Linked DNA regions of Mus musculus: region 2 is linked to region 1. The links are chromatin loops, found by intact Hi-C in ENCODE. Cell type or tissue: left cerebral cortex. All regions are shown on one strand.

What was found. A loop is a pair of places that touch in the nucleus more often than their neighbours do. Peaks named below come from ENCODE experiments on the same cell type or tissue, not always from the same donor. Only the 100,000 strongest peaks of a DNase experiment are listed, where the experiment ranks them.
Region 2: a loop joins it to region 1, with 7 times the contacts of the local background. A loop is called at or near these places in 1 of 42 quality-filtered maps.

What each region holds. Positions count from the first base shown.
Region 1 is chr9:66,731,640-66,739,639 of GRCm38, forward strand. The region is part of intron 2 of Car12 (carbonic anhydrase 12); the gene reads left to right. Among named protein-coding and RNA genes, the nearest start is that of Car12, 22 kb to the left of the region's middle. In left cerebral cortex, no CTCF peak of the experiment used is centred here; DNase peaks (open chromatin) are centred at 709, 1,315, 1,875 and 3,688; H3K27ac peaks cover 873 bases.
Region 2 is chr9:66,658,381-66,666,380 of GRCm38, forward strand. No RefSeq gene overlaps it. Among named protein-coding and RNA genes, the nearest start is that of Car12, 51 kb to the right of the region's middle. In left cerebral cortex, CTCF peaks have their summits at 3,459 and 6,413 (motif pointing left); DNase peaks (open chromatin) are centred at 1,867 and 3,448; H3K27ac peaks cover 261 bases.

The sequences.
Region 1 (8,000 bases):
GGCACGTAGACACTGTGCGTGTGTCTGATGGGTCCTGTTGCTTCATTCAGTAGAGTACTGGGGCTCGGCTGGACTCTACAGCTGACGTTCAACATTGCTGGAGAACCTGGATAGCTTCTGCCCCCTGTGTTACTAAGATGCTCCTTCCCCCTCCCCTTCACTTCCTCTTCCCTTCCTTCTCTTCTCTTAGGCAAGGAATTGGCCTCAATGCCTTGTGTATCCTATACAAGTACTCTTTCATGAGATACAGCTTCAGCTAAGAGAAGAGTTTTGTGTGTGTGTGTGTGTGTGTGTGTGTGTGTGTGTGTGTGTGTGTTGACCTACTTGTATGTAAGTGTGTAAGTCAGAGATTAACACTGGGTGTTTTTCTCTATCACTTTCTATGTATGTATGTATGTATGTATACATTCATTCATCCATCCATCTATGTAATCTATCTATCTATCTATCTATCTATCTATCTATCTATCTATCTGAGACAGAGTCTCTTACTAAACTTGGAGCTTACAGATTCAGCTAGCCCGACTGGCCAAGAAATTCCAGGGAGCTGCCCGTCAGCCCCAACTCAGGACTGGGGCATCAGTGAGCCTGACATTTATGTTGGCTGTAGGGATCTGAACTCAGGTCCTCATGATCGAATGGCAAGCGTGATACTGACTGAGCCAACTCCCTAGCCCAGAAGCGTTTTCAAAAGGTCCCCTCCTACAGTACCAGGAAGGCCGCCCTAGGATATAAACATGCTTATGAATCCAACACCCCGTGCCAGCTTGTTAGCTTCTTCATTTTCATATCCAACTGTACTTCAGAGGGAGTATTTGGATACTTGCATGTTCACTGACTCATTTATCCTTCCCCCAGTTGATACCAATTTCCGGGGTGGGGGGGGTGGGGCTGACCATTTGGTGGCATATAGGAGGGCAGAGCCAGAGCCTTGCCCAAAGTGGATTGATAGTTAAAGAGAAGTAGACATGAAAACAGATATTGCAGCAAGATGGCTCAGCCTGAATTTGATCCCTGGGAGTAACATGGTATAAGAAGGGTCTAGATCAACCCAGAGGTGAGCATAAGAAGAAAAGCCAGGGAGCTCACATTAAGAGACAGGCAGCCTGGGGCTGAAGAGATGGCTCAGCCACTAAAGGCGAGATTCATAACCAAAATCAAGAGGCAGGCCACCTCACAGAGATTCAGAGAAACTAGAGATCTGAGGTGACAACTCAGACAACGCCATGTCCTGAAAACAGTGAGAAGTTTTAGAAACAGCTGGAGCTGCGTGGCTGCTGAGAATGACGCATGCCTGTGATCTCAGCACTTGGGAGGCAGAGGCAGGGGATGAAGAGTTTAGGGCCAAGCTGGACCACACAGTGACATCTTGTCTTATGACATAAAACAGGAAGAGACAGAAAAGGAGCAGGGGCGGTAAGACAGAGCACGGCAAGGGTGAAGCCTGTGAGGAAAATGACGGCAGAAGAAAGAGCATTTGAATTCAGTGGTCTGTGGACAGGGGCTTGAGCAGAGTGAGCGGCCAAGGTCTGAACAGCAGGGGAAGATGCAGAAGGGAGTAGGCAGACGGTTCTTGTTGCATTCAGAGCAGAGCAAAGCCGGACCAGAGCAAAGGGGAGATTCTCACCCAGTGCACAGACATGGAAAGTCCACAACTAGTCACCAGTCCAGAGCGACATTCAATTTAGATAGTCTGATTTTCCTGGAACTCCTACGCAAATGCCAGCCAAGCTATAGCCCCCTCCCAGCCTCTGGTATATAACAGATGAGCCCCTGAGAAGGGGGAGGAAGAGGGAGAGGCAGAGCGAGTGCTTCTGTCAGCAGGCAGGCAGCTGCACCCCTGAGGAGAAGCACCTGTGACATTTACAAGTGTCTCTGCCAGGGAAGCAGCCAGCCAGGGAGGCTGCCTCCGCCCACAGTGTTTGCTCTCCCACGGGTCTCCTTTCCTTGCCAGGAACACTGTTCTATCCTTTGTAGCTCCTGATATTTCAGGTTTTCTCTTTCTACCCGGGAGCTTGCTATGAGTGATAGCCTTCTTGACCCCCCAGCCTTTTCCTACTAACTGCTCCCCGGGTCCAGTCACAGCTTGTCTCCTTTTAGCCAGCAACTACTTCACATGAAAGGACAAAAGCAACTTACCTAGAGTCAAATACTTAAATTATAACAAGATCAACCTTATGAATGGATAAGCAAATTGTAGCATATAAACAGAGTGACATGGTTCTCAGCTGTAAAAAGGAGTGGACTGAACGCATGCTCAAGGGACAAGCCTTGGAAACATGATGATAAATGAAGCCCCTCTGGGACCGGATACCATGTGACTGACTCTACATTAAATACAGAATAGGCAACTCCATATAGAGGGAAAGTGGATTTGTGGTCACCAGGGGCTGGAAGGAGGGAGAATGGGTAGAAACCATTGACTGTTTGGGGAATGCTTGCCTGGCATGCATGAAGTCCTGGGTTCAGTCCCCAGAACCACATAAAACCTAAGGTAGTTTTACATGTCTATAATCCAGCACTCCAGAGGCACAAGTAGGATCATCAGAAGTTCAAAATCAGTGGATTCTATGTGACTTTGAGCACCATGGACTCTGAATCCAGAAACTCAAGGTCATTGTTTAAACTTTATTTATCTTTAGTGCATTGGTGTTTTGCCTGCATGGGAGTGTTGGATTCTCTAGAGTTGGAATTACAGACAGCAGTGAGCTGCCATGGGGGTGCTGGGAATTGAACATGAGTCCTCTGGAAGAGCAGCCAGTGCTCTCAATAGCTGAGCTATCTCTCCAGCCCTCGAGGTCATTCTTAAACTACATGGGAGTTTGAGGCTAGCCTGGGCTATATGAGACCTTCTCTCAAAATTTCTTTTTAGTTGTTGCTATAAAACAAAACAGCAACCTTGCCTTGACCCAAGAGAAAAACACAGCCCTGGCTCCAATCAGACAAGGGCCTTTGATCAGACGAGGGCCTCCACCAGCTCTTCTCAACTTCAGCTAAATATTAGGATCTCTGGGGCAGCTCAAGACCAGTTAAGCAAAACCTCATAGGCAGGGCCAGGCAGGATTGGAAGCTCACAGAGATTCCTCTGTGTGGCAAAGGTTGAGAAATAACGCTTTAGCACAGTGGTTGACAAATGTGGGGCCCAGCCCAGCCACATCAGCACTTCGGGGGCGGAGGGTGGGGGGTGTTGGACATGCAGAGTTCAAGGTTCATCTCCAAACTGCAGTGTCAAAAACGCTGCGTTGTAAGAAGCTCCCATTTAGGCATGGTGACCACTCTTCTGAGTCTAGACCATGTGAGCCAATCTTTGAGTAAAAGTCTAGAAGCCTCTGTTGTGTGTTTGGCTCTGTGATGGCTGTTGTGAAAATACAGAGGCATACCCAAGCCCTCAGGCATCCTGTGGGTTAGGTTCTTGGAATAAGATGAGTCCTTTATGGCTGGGTAATATTCCACTGTATGTCTATGCCACAGTTTTGCATATTCATTTCTCTGTTGATAGATATGGATTATTTCCACCATTTGGTTTTATGAATAATATTGTTGTCTGGCCAGGCTAGTGGCCACAGTGTGCTGTGGATTCAGCAGTTTCCCACACAGTCAATGAGTCAAAGAAAACCAGCAAGAACATCGTGCATTGGGCTTGCACAGGCAGCTGCTTGTTTCATCATCAGGGTAGGCTAGCACCATGCTAGCAATTTGCACTAGTTTGTAGCTATTATAGTTTCTATATTCAAGATCTGTTTGAGAATTTCAGAATGTCTGGGCTCTTTTTCAGGAATCACACATACACGTATAAAACTAGCTGCCACCTAGTGAAGCTTGTCTTAGTTCTTGGCAAGCACCAGGATCATTTGGGGAGGTGATATTCAGTAACAGGCCCTAAGCCCACCTCCAGAGTCTGGTTCAGTAGGTCTAGATGGGGCCTGAGAGCCTGCATTGTTTTCTGGCTTTTCTTATATCCTTGCCTTGTAGCTCAAGGTAACCTTGAACTTTAGATCCTCTTGGCTCTACCTCCTGAGAGCTGGAATTACTAATATGTTCCACTATACTTTATTTGGTGCTGAGAATGGAATCTGGGGCATCTTGTATGCTAGGCAACTGCTCTGACAACTGAGCTACATCCCCAGTTAGAATATACATTTTGAAGGAGCTCTAGGCAGGAGAAGAAGATGATGATGATGGTGGTGGTGGTAGTGGCAATGATGATGATGAAGATGTTTCTCTGAGGAGTAGTTTAGGTAGCTCTTGATTATTGGGGTAGAAAGGCCAGCATTCTTTTGCTAAGAGTAGTTGCTGAAGAAATGAAGAGTGCAGAGGGCCCTGCACCGCTGGAATAAAAAGGAAAGGTGAGAGCAGGGAGTTGCTATGGCTTCTCTGTGATCAAAAGGCTCTAAGACAGCAGCTCCTCAGGGCCTGCCAAGAGGTGGCTAAGACAGAGAAGCAAAAGCAAATAGATAATTCACCTTTGGCATCTTGGAAACCCCACCCTTCTGTATAGTGATACAGAGCTTCTGAAAGAACCTGACAAAAGCCTTGAGGTCAGAGTGTGACTATGGAGCCCTTTGTCCCTTACCCCAGCAATACTGGAAAGGAATATTGCAGAAGCTTATAGGCGGGCGGGAGGATGTGTGGAAGAGCAGGAGAAAGACGCTTGCAGTGGCTAGCAGAACTGATTGGCAATCCCAGCTTCACCCTCCCAATCTGTACCATCAGCCCCTCCCACCATGGTAGGAACAGAAATGATGGCAGAAAGACCTGGGGTGCACTTTACAAGTCCCAAGCTGATTCTGCCTGTTAAGTCGACACAATTTAAAACTGACACAATGAAGATAAAATCAAAACAAAGGATGACTTAGGCATCTTTAGAAAATTCTGTCTATTTTAATTGGTCTATAATGTAAAATCCAAGGGAAAGAGTGGCCTGCTGGGGCAGCCCCCTTCAACATTTATAAGTAAGGAGTCGCCCTGGCCCGGTAGCCTTTGCTCTCTGTCCAAGCCAAGGCCTGATTCATCTCTAACATTAACAAAGAAAAAGTCTCCATGCCAGTGTGATTCCTTGACCTCTGTTAGTAAATAACACAACCAGAAGGCCTCAGCCATCAATTATTAACCTGGCAGCTTCCTTCTCTCTGGCTGGATCTTGCCTTCATGCTTGTGTCTGACCACTTGGTAGACAGGGAAGCAGGCCAAGTCCAGCCAAGTGTTCCTAGATTTGTTGTGAGAAGCCATATTTTCTTAATAACTTCTGAAAGGAACTCCAGCAACTTAAATGTACTTTAGATATATTTTGAAAGTGTGCTTCTATATCCAAACTACATCCTGGAGATACGTGCTTTCGAGTTGGTTTTAGAGGGATCCTTCCCTTCTGGATGGGATTCTGGGGGCTTAGCTGCATTTTCTGTGGTTCCAGCCACAGGCTCAGGAGGAATGGATAGCCTCTCCATATAGAAGCGGGTACCAGCCGCCTGAGGGGAAGACTTCTTCAACCTGTGAAAGACCATACACTAGTTGGCATCAAAGGACTCCTGCTCAACCTCCCCACAGAGCAGCTTCTTCCTTGGCAAGAAACCTAGTGGGCCCCAGGTCCTCTCTGAGTGCAGGTCTCCTGTACATCTGGCATGCACCACCTATCAGCTTTAGCAGGCCTGTAGGCTCCTCAAGCTCTCCGTCTGGAAGGCTGGTCCTCCATCTTTGTTCATGGGTCATTTCATCTCATCTCTTAAGTCTCTACTCGGATGGCATCTCCTTCAGGAAGGATGCCTATACCAGAGATGGAGTGAGGTCTCTCCGTTTCTTCCACCACAGCCCTTGTTCATTTCCTTCATAGCGCCAATGGCAGACTATGGTGATTTGACCTGTGTAGGGGTTGCTTATTTGTGACTCATTATTGGTCTTGACCCCTGGAATGTAACTCTACAAGGACGGGAAGTAAACCTGCTTTCATATCAACACCGAGTCTAGTGCCCAGCATACAGAAAGGCACCTTTGTGAAGAAATGAATAAATTCACTTCAAAATTAAATAGCAGTTCAAAGGATATTAATTAGAGATTTTTCTCCTTCATTGACTATGGCTACTCAGGTGTGCGTGTACGTGTGCGTGTGCGTGTGTGTGTAGGCCAGAGATTGACCCTGAGTGCTGTTCCTCAAGAGCTGTCCCTCTTGTTTTTGATAGATAGTCTCTCACTAGGACCCAGGGCTTGCCAGTTTTAGGCAAAGCTGGTTGGCTAATGTGCTCTGGGGAGCCTCCTGTCTCGGCCTCTCCAGCACTGTGACTGCAAGTACACGCCTACGCAGCAGCTTACATGGGTGCTGAGGATCACACTCGTGTGCTCATGCCTGCAGGACAGGCACTTTTCCAAATGAGCTTCCATCCCGGCCTCGGAACCCTCTGTTGTTATTGTCACTACAATCTGTCTTGTTTAGCATGCGTTTGTGGTTGGTCCACAGTCACCAATCATTTGTGTGCACATTTGTGTACTAGGACGAGGCATGGTTTTATTCTTCCCAGATCTCCGAATATAACAACCTAGCCACAGCCTTGAGGGACTAACCAAAACCTACACATTTTCACAGTGTGGGAAATATGACCGTTGGTTGGCAAAATGTCACCAACATCTAGAATGTCAACTTTGCCACAAAGGCAAGTTCTGATCTGTTTTTGTAGACAGTCCAGTTTCAAGGGATCCAGCTTCTTCCTCTGGCCTCTGTGAGCACTGGACTCACACGCACATACCCACACCCCCACACATATACACATAATTAAAAATCATAAAAAATTGTTATTAATCTTGAGAACATAGGACAGCCAGTAAGAAACCGTAAACAAGCCTTATGGGTAATTACATGGTTCATGCTTTATTATTATTATTATGATATATGCTATAACGTGGATGTATCAGGTATATAAACACAAGAAATTACTTAGCCCAGACATTTTTTTACCCAGACATCATGTCTGCAAACAGGTTATAAAGGCATCCTTCAATCCCTTGTATGAATTATTTGCTCAGAGCAACGGTGCGTCTACACGCTGTGTGCCTAGATGCACTGAGGATACAAACAAGCTCTTAAAACCGCTCTGAGATGAACAAAGAAAGCTGAAAACTCGCTGGGTATTTAGTTATACTAATGAGTTATAAACAGATTTTACATTGGAAATGAGCTTATGGTTTAAAGAACCCTTATCTTTAATGATACATAAATATCAGACATGTTGCTTCATCTCCAGCCCATACTGTGTTTTTAATTTTGTTAATGCTTAAATTTTTCTGTAATCAAAATTCAAATTAAGACATACGAGTTGAAGCCGGGTGTGGTGGCGCACGCCTTTAATCCCAGCACTTGGGAGGCACAGGCAGGCGGATTTCTGAGTTTGAGGCCAGCCTGGTCTACAAAGTGAGTTCCAGGACAGCCAGGGCTACACAGAGAAACCCTGTCATGAAAAACAAAACAAAACAAAAAACAAACAAACAAAAGACGTACGAGTTGAATGTAGTTGTGCATGACCTGTGAACCCAACACTGGAGTCAGACACTGGAAGCCTGGCCCAAGTTTTAGACCAGCCAAGGTTAATTTTTATGTAAATTTTGAGTGCTAGGCCAACCAAGGTTAGTGAGATCCTGTCTCAAATAAAACAAAACTAAACAAAGGAAAAGAAAGCAAAGATACAATTTTATATATCTCTATCTCTATCTATCTATCTATCTATCTATCTATCTATCTATACTTCTTTAAATAGGTAGGGATGAGTACAGGGTTAGAAATCACATCTTTGTTTTTAAGATGGCTGGTTTGCTCTGGCTGTGTCCATCTCAGAGTGCCAGACATTCAGACTGTTTCCCACAGTGGATCCTCCTCTCCCATCACCTTTGCAGCCTACAGGATCTCAGAATGTCTGGTTGGGCTTTTCATTATCTAGGTGCTGGAAATCTGCACCTTTTCAAAACTCATCGGTGTTTCAAAACCCAGTCCGAATTTTGCCAAAGCCAGTGTCTGCTTT
Region 2 (8,000 bases), 73 kb before region 1:
GTCTGGAAAAAAAAAGAAAAAAGAAAAGAAAAAAGGGAAGGGGTGGCTACCATAAACTTATCCTGACACGAAAGTATACCTGACCCTTCACCTAGAGATAAAGTGAAGTGGGTAGGATCTGTGGCACCCACAGGTAGGCATGAAGGAATGGACAAGCAGTTGAATCCTAGACTAGCGTGAGACCAAACACAGCCTGGTGAGATGCTTGCTGCAGAGCACTGGGCCTCGGAGACAGGAACACTCTGAGGCCAGGACTGCACATGGAGGCACAGGACAGGGCGAAGTCCTTCACATTAATGCCACCCAAGGCAGCAACAGTGGCAAGGAACTTCCAAAGAACTGTGCTCTGGACTCCACTTGCCCTGAGAACATCTCCTGAAGAACTCTAGCCCCAACAGAGCCCTCATAGCACTGATGAAAGGCATCAATACAACCAAGTGGCTCTAACACCTATCCCAGCATCTGTCCCAGCATTTGTCCTCCACTAACACCTGTCCCAGCACCTGCTCTCAGCTAACACCTGTCCCAACACCTGTCTTCCACTAACACCTGCCCCAGTACCTATCCTCAGCTAACACCTGTCTGGTGGTCCCAGTATCTGTCTGGGGGGTGAAGCACACTGCAAATGACAGCTAATACTGTATTTCATTGACTTAACAGGTCATTCATTATAATGTAAATGACTATGAGAGGCTCTTTGAACAGAATTCTGTAGCAGTCAGTCCTGGTTTTGTTTGTTTTTGAGATGTCTCACTTGCTTTGTTTTGGCTCAATTCCTACTGACTCCACCTCCTAAGAGCTGGAATGAAAGGCATGCACCACCAGCTTAGTTTATGTAGTGCTGGGATTGAACCCAGGGCTCTGTGCATACTATACACAGATAAACACAGTGCTGTTTTAATGTGCCCAGGAGAGAATTCCCCCCTCTTTACTGATTGCTACCAACATATGACTGTAAAGATTACAACTAGCCGCTTACACCTACAGTAGATGCTGGTCCAACATCACCCTTATAGGGCGGTCACATTTCATTTCATAAAAGAAAAAAGGGGCGGGCTGGAGAGATGGTTCAGTGGTTGAGAGCACTGACTGCTCTTCCAGAGGACCCAGGTTTAATTCCCAGCACCCACATGGAGGCTCAGAATTGTCTGCAACTCACCCATGGAAGACCTCAGGGGAGACAATGGGCTCTGTTATGGCTATCAGGAAGCACAGTGAAGCACACACACATGCTTGCTGTCACAGGGTCCACAGCTCAGTGGAATATAACAAAGGGAGAGTCACCCTTGTCTCTAATTTGCTCTTTTGTTCAGGGTGGTTGCTCTTTCAGGCCTGGTCTCAGAAGAGGGTTTCTAGTATAACTCTCTATTAGGCTCACATCTCCCAAAAGGCAGAACTTTTACCTATGACCCCAAACCAAAGTTTCCCCAAGGCTACAGATGTGGCATAGCTGGGTCAGCTGGTGTCTGGAAAGCTGGAGACTGGACCCCTATGCATCTCACCTCAGACATATAGGCTATGTAGGGCTAAGCCAGAGCCCCATGGCCAGGAGCCCAGACTTGCTGGCTGGTCCAAAGTTAACAGAACAACCTCGATGGCTAGTGTTCCTCGAGCCACAGTTTGAATTACGAGTACTTGGCCACCAGCCCCGTGGCCTCTGTAAGTCAGGTGTTGCAGGTAGAGGGCGGGGGGGGGGGTGAGGGAGCTATTTTCATCTTGTCAGAACGGCTTAAAACACCAGCTTCTCTTGTGCCTTATTCAGACGAAGAGTCTCGACCTAAAAAAAGCTCCGACTGTGACTCAGTTGAGCTCCCAACTTACTCAAAATGCTTTTGGCTTCTGTCTGCGGCTATTCTGAGAGACATCTTTAGATAGAGGGAGGTGGATGCCACTTTGGGGCAACTAAAGGAGCCTTTTGGGAATCATCCTGCTTTTTTGGGGCTGGGATGGAAAGGACTGGTGGAAGGCAGTGCAACTTGCTAGTTTGTCTACTCTAGTTTTTAAATAGTGTGCATGGGGTAGGCTTGTCCCTTCAAGGACACACGTGTCTCTAGCTTCCCAGAGCAGAGGTGTGGGACATATAATCATACCAAAGTGACCAGAGACCAAGGTCCACTTGGTACAACCACAAGTGCCACCTGCCTCCAGGGTGCATCCCTTAGTGGGAAGAGCCACATGAGAGGTTTATGGATCGAGGGGACACATTCATTTCAAATTCACCAGGCTGGCCTGGGGACTCACTGCAGAGTCAGATGCCTGTGGTATCTTGTGCTGCCTGAGGTCATTGCAGACACCAGTACTGAGCCCTGTCCACACAGTCTTTCCAAGACCACCCGTGCTCCAGGGATGACTTAGTTGCTCCAATACAGTCATCTCTCTGGAGGATTGTTTTTAAAAAAGCAAAAGCAAAAATAAAAACAAACCAAACCAACCAAACAAACAAAAACCAAGCCTAGTGGTTTTAATCCCAGCACTCAGAAGGCAGTTGCAGGCAAGTCTCTGTGAGTTTGAGGCTACCGGGTCAACAGAGCCAGTTCCAGGACAGTTAGGGTTACACAGAGAAACCCTGTCTCAACAAAACAAAAGAAAAAAACCCCAAAAAAACAAAACGAAAAAACAAAACAAAACAAAACAAAACAGGGTTTCACTATGTAACCCTGGCTGACATTGAACTTTATATGCAGACCAAGTTAGCCTCAGACTCACAGAGATTTGTCAGCCGTTGCTTCCTGCATATTGAGATTAAAGTCATATATCACTACACCACACATAGTCAAATGATAGCTTTTTATGCAGCACCCCCTGCCCCAATGGTTGGGGCACATTAGCTACTTTGTCTCAGTATCCCATCTGCCTGAACTTGGCTCCTAAGATGAATTACAGATAAGGAAAACTTCCCTGGAGGCAGGAGAGATATGTGGGTTTGGGGGCCCTGGGTTCAGATAACACCCATGCAGTCTTATGGCTGAGTGACCTTGATCTAAATCTCCTAACCATTTTCAGCATCAGTTTGCTGTTCTGTGGCAGCCATCAAGCTGTAGGAAAAACCTTCATCAAGAGCTTCAGACAAATACAAGCCATAATGATGTGTCTTTGATTGACATGTCAATATCCATACCATCACAGTATCTCCCCCACCATAGACAAGCCTGACTGAGTTGCCATCAGAAAATGTGGATGCAGTTATCCTCAGAAGAGTGTGTGCAGTGTTTACCATATGAGCTCTGAGGCCAGACTCAGAGCCACCTGACTGAGGGCTTTTCCAGGATGAATGGTCCTGGACTGAGTTTCCTTGTCTAGAAGTGAGGATACGACCCATGGCCATCCACAGCGCTGTTACAAAGACGCGTGAAGCATTTTGAATGGAGTTTGGCATCAAGCAGGGAGGCATTCATTAAATGGTATCACAACTGCTTTATCTTTGCAAAGAGTTCTCAGACCTGCCATCTGGCGTGGAGTTGGTTTCTACAGCGTGCTGAGGGAGGCAGAGAATTGTATCGCTTTACCAACAAGGGACCTCAGATACAGAGGGACTCTGTCCTCACCTGAACACTGAGCCTAGGATTTCTGACTCAAATCAGTGACCTTTCTCTTCCCCTTGCTGCAGAGATGAAAGTACTTTTCTCTCTGTCTGTCTCTGTCTCTCTCTGTGATGTGTGCACATGCGTGTGTAGGAATGTGGGTGTGGGGGCAGAGGTTGGCCCTGAGTATCTTAGTACCTTCCTTGGCCACTCTTCTCTCTATTGATACAGACTCCTCACTGAACCTGGAGTTTGCCAGTTCTGGCTAGTCTAGCTAATAACCAGCTTGCCTGTGGACCCCCTGTTTCTGCCACCAAGTGCTGGGATTTCAAGAGACCATCACCCATGCCCCTGCTTTTACATGGGATCCTGGGATCTGAATTTTGGTCTTTGAGCTTGTGAAAAAAAAATATGCTTTATCCACTGGACCATCTCCCCAACCTCCAAAATCACGTCTCAGATTTGAAAGCCACGGTATCCCAATTAAGTCAAACGTCAATGCCGTAAATTCTTGTCAAGGACAGGGTACAAGCAAGCAAAGACTCAGATGTGGATATAAGACGTGTTCCTGCTGTTGCTGGCTTCCTTGCAGCTCTGGTTTTTTGGATCCAGGGCCTTGCACATATAAAGCAGATGTTCTACCATTGAGTTTTGCCCCGGCTCTTTGATCTCTTCCAACCAGCTGTATAAGTGAGTTTCTATGTCAGAGTTTAGCTAATCTGATTCAATGTCTGTTTCAAATTAAAAATAATCAAAAGTCTGGCTAAAGTCAGACTCCATTCTCCCAAACTGTTGCCTAGCTCCAGACACAGAGAGCCAAGTACAACCAGATGCCAGCTATCTGTGGACACAGATGCATGGCTGGTTCCTTCATTCAATCCACTCCAGCCCTTCCGACCTTCCACCTGCCCAGCCAGCCAGGGTGGATTTGTCTCGGACTCTCCAGGCCACCCTTGTGAGAGCTACTTGTCCTTATGCACTTAGGAATACACCTGTTTTCAGGCTGCCCTGGCTGACAGTGGGGTCTGGTCCTTTGGGTTTCCTCTTCTTCCCTTTCAGCCCGAGCCATTGTTGTCAGACACTGCAAGGATGTTGATCTCTCAACATAAAGCTATTACTATGTCTCCAAATGCAGCCCACTTGGAGACCATGCGTTTAGCTGCTGAGACCCCAGTGGTTCCTGCTTTTTCGTTTTTTCAGAACCAAGTCCCCTCTCAGCTTCCCTCATCCGTAGAGCTCTTCAGAAAGCCTTCTCCCTGTTGGTCTGCCTGTCACTGCCTGAATCATAGCACCAAGACTGCCGAACCCTGCAGAGAATATTTGGCACATGGTAAAACTGCCAGCAACAAAGCCCAGTTTTGGTTGCCGAATTAGAGGGTTTATAGTAAAATGTGAGACTGTACAAGAGGACAGGAGGATCTGGCTCCTCACATCAACAAAGGCAGGGAGGGAGGCCAAGGGCCCATGTAGAGGCCATATAGCAATCTGAGGTGAGGGAGCAGACCTGAGCCTTCCAGGTTCTTATCCTGGTGCTAGAGAAAACTAACTAACTTGCACTGAGGCCTCAGGCAAGCAGATCCATCCTCTTGTCCTCTCTTTCCCTATCTGTATATGGGGATGAACACTGCCCTGGGCTCTAGGGCTGGGACCAGCTAGGAACAGTATTTATAATATACTTCAGAAGTTCTTGACTTTCACGTAGCTGGATGTGGTAGTACAAAAGAGGAAACATGAGTTGCTGGCCAGTCTGAGATACAAAGTGAAACCATATCGAGAGAAAGAGAGAGAGAGAGAGGAAAACAAATTAACAAAAACAAAAAGTTCTGAGGAATAAATAAGTAAATAAAATAGAGAAAAAGAAAATAAAAATTGGTCATGGTTGATAGATTGATATAGAGACGAAAGAAAGAAAGAAAGAAAGAAAGGAAGGAAGAAAGAAAGAAAGAAAGAAAGAAAGAAAGAAAACAAAAAACAACCAGGAGACACAGATCCCTGGTTCTGATCACTTGTGCTGTCATGTGACCATCACCTGGGGCTGGAGGTTCGTGCCCAGATGGCTCTAGAAAGATTCACATAACATGTTTTTATGACTTACAAGGCAAGTGTCTACAGGTGGTATCTAAGTTGTGCCAATGGTTATAAAAAACAAAACAAAACAAAACACACTCTTAAAATCCTTAAGGCACAAGGCACCCAAGAGAATGTTCGTTTTGGAGCTTTCTTTCTTTGTTTTGTTTGTCTTTGTTTTTTGATTTGTTTTGTTTTGTCTTGTTTTTTTGAGACAGGGTCTCTATGTAGCTCTGGCTGTCCTGGAACTCATTATATAGACCAAGTTGACTTTGAATTCACAGAGATCCACTTGCCTCTGCCTCCCAAGAGCTGGGATCAAAAGTGTGCGCCACCATGCCCAGCTCGAGAATTTCTGTCTGCTTTCCTCTATGTCTGTCCCACCCATTTACCGTTAAATAGCTTTGCTTTGTAATTCTCACCCACCCCCACCGCGTCTCTCCCTTCATGTGGTCGGGATTTTTAAAACATTTAAAACAACAGGCCAGGGCTGTTTTACCTGTGTTTATTGAAAGGGATGTAAATACTCTGCTCTTGTTCTAAAACCGGATGCTGTGTTTTGCGGATGGTGAAGCCTTTTAGCAACAGAGTTTATTTTTGACCAACCTTTCCCAGTTCTTTTTTACAACAGAAAGCGGCAGAACCGCCTGCGAAGTCCCAGATCTTCAAGGAGAACAAAAGTCTTCCTTCGAGGGGCTGGAGAGAAGACTCAAGGTTAAGAGCACTTGTTCTTCCCAGAGAATTTGAATTCAGTTTCCAGCGTCACACCCCAGCTCACAACCATCCGTGATTCCAGTTCTAGGGAATCTGATGCCCTCTTCTGGCCTCGAGAGTCACTGCATGCACCTAGTTCACTGATATACAGAAAGGCAAAAGACACAAATGACTAAGATGATGATGATGATGGTGGTGGTGGTGATGATGATGAAGACAATGATGACTTTCATCATCATCATCATCACCATCACCATCATCACCATCATCACCACCATCATTATCTTCTTTGAGGTCAGGTTTTGAGATAAAACAGAATAGAATCCCTTACCAGCTGTCTCCAGCTCCCTTTCAAAAAAGGTCTTTAGTTCCCTCTCCTGGTACCTTGGGCCAGCTTCTTGGTTCTCCTCAATGTCTCCAAGTTGGTCTGTGAAGGTACCACCCCTAGACCTGGGCAACAGGAGCACTTGTCAGGCTTTTTGCTTCCCAGGGCCTGCTCTGCTCCTCCCACGGCCCCACCTTGACACCCTGGTTGAGATGTTCCTGGGCCAAGTGACTGTGCACCCCTGCTGGACCTGGAATTCTAGAAACTCCTCAATTTCCTGCCAAGACAGTCCCCGATTCACTAGCAGCCTTCGGGGGGCCTCTCCGACCATCTCTTTAGTCAAGGTCAGACTGCTTTGCTGCTGTGTTTGGCCTAGGTCCTGGAGTACCCAGGGCAGCTGTTTGTGTGTGGGTGTACATATAAGACAGAGCTGGGAGTGAAGACAGAATGAGAGAGGAGCACCTATAGGAAGCATCCATAGTTGAGGACTCTCCCCAGTTGCCACATTCAGACTGGGAACTTTGGGGAGTGTGTGACACTTCTCAGTCTAGACCTGGCACTCACCCTGAAGGTGTATTTACTGAGGTGAGAGCACAAAACATTTTGTTTTAAATTTCTGCTAGGTTGATGTAACTTTTAAATATTAAAGTATATGCGATATGGCTGTTTGTACTCCTTCCCTGTCTAGCTTAAGGTGGTCTGAGATGGGGCAGGCCTATGTTCTGGCCTGGGATCTGTCTCTCAGTCCAGCCGTGATAGACGTCTCCATGGTCCCTTGTCACTCCAGATCCCTGTATTTTGCTGACACTTGGCATCTTGCCACTTCATCCCGGTTCCCAAGATGCCAACAGGATCCCAACTGGAAACCAGACCCAAAGGATCAGGCTGAGCTCAGGCTAACCCTTAGCTTTTGTCTGACTGGAGATGTGGCAACCTATGGGAGTGGAGGGCTGGTTTCTTCTGCAAGCTGAAGACCTGTACCAGGCGACTCCACAAGCTCTGGGTCAGGCAGCCTGATGCCTACAGGGAGGTGATGGCAGTTGGAGTCTTATTGAGAGAAAGTAGCCAGGGGATCAGAACAGGAGAGGAAAGTGTTCATTTGGAGACAAGAATATGTGAAGCCTACAAAGTGTGTGGTGGAGTAAGACAGAGGGCTGCTGGCTCTGATCCGTAAAGGACAGCCTGTCCCTGTGCATGTGCCTTTCCACCTGGGCTGGCCATGGGTAACAGGAGATTTCATACAGTCCCTTCCAGGGGCTGGGGTTGCTTGGTGTCCTGTTCTTTTCTGGACTCACTTCAGGCTCTGGGCCAGAGTCTACTGGCACTGTGAGTGATAAGGACTTTCTGGAGTAAGGCCATAGCAGAAGACAAAC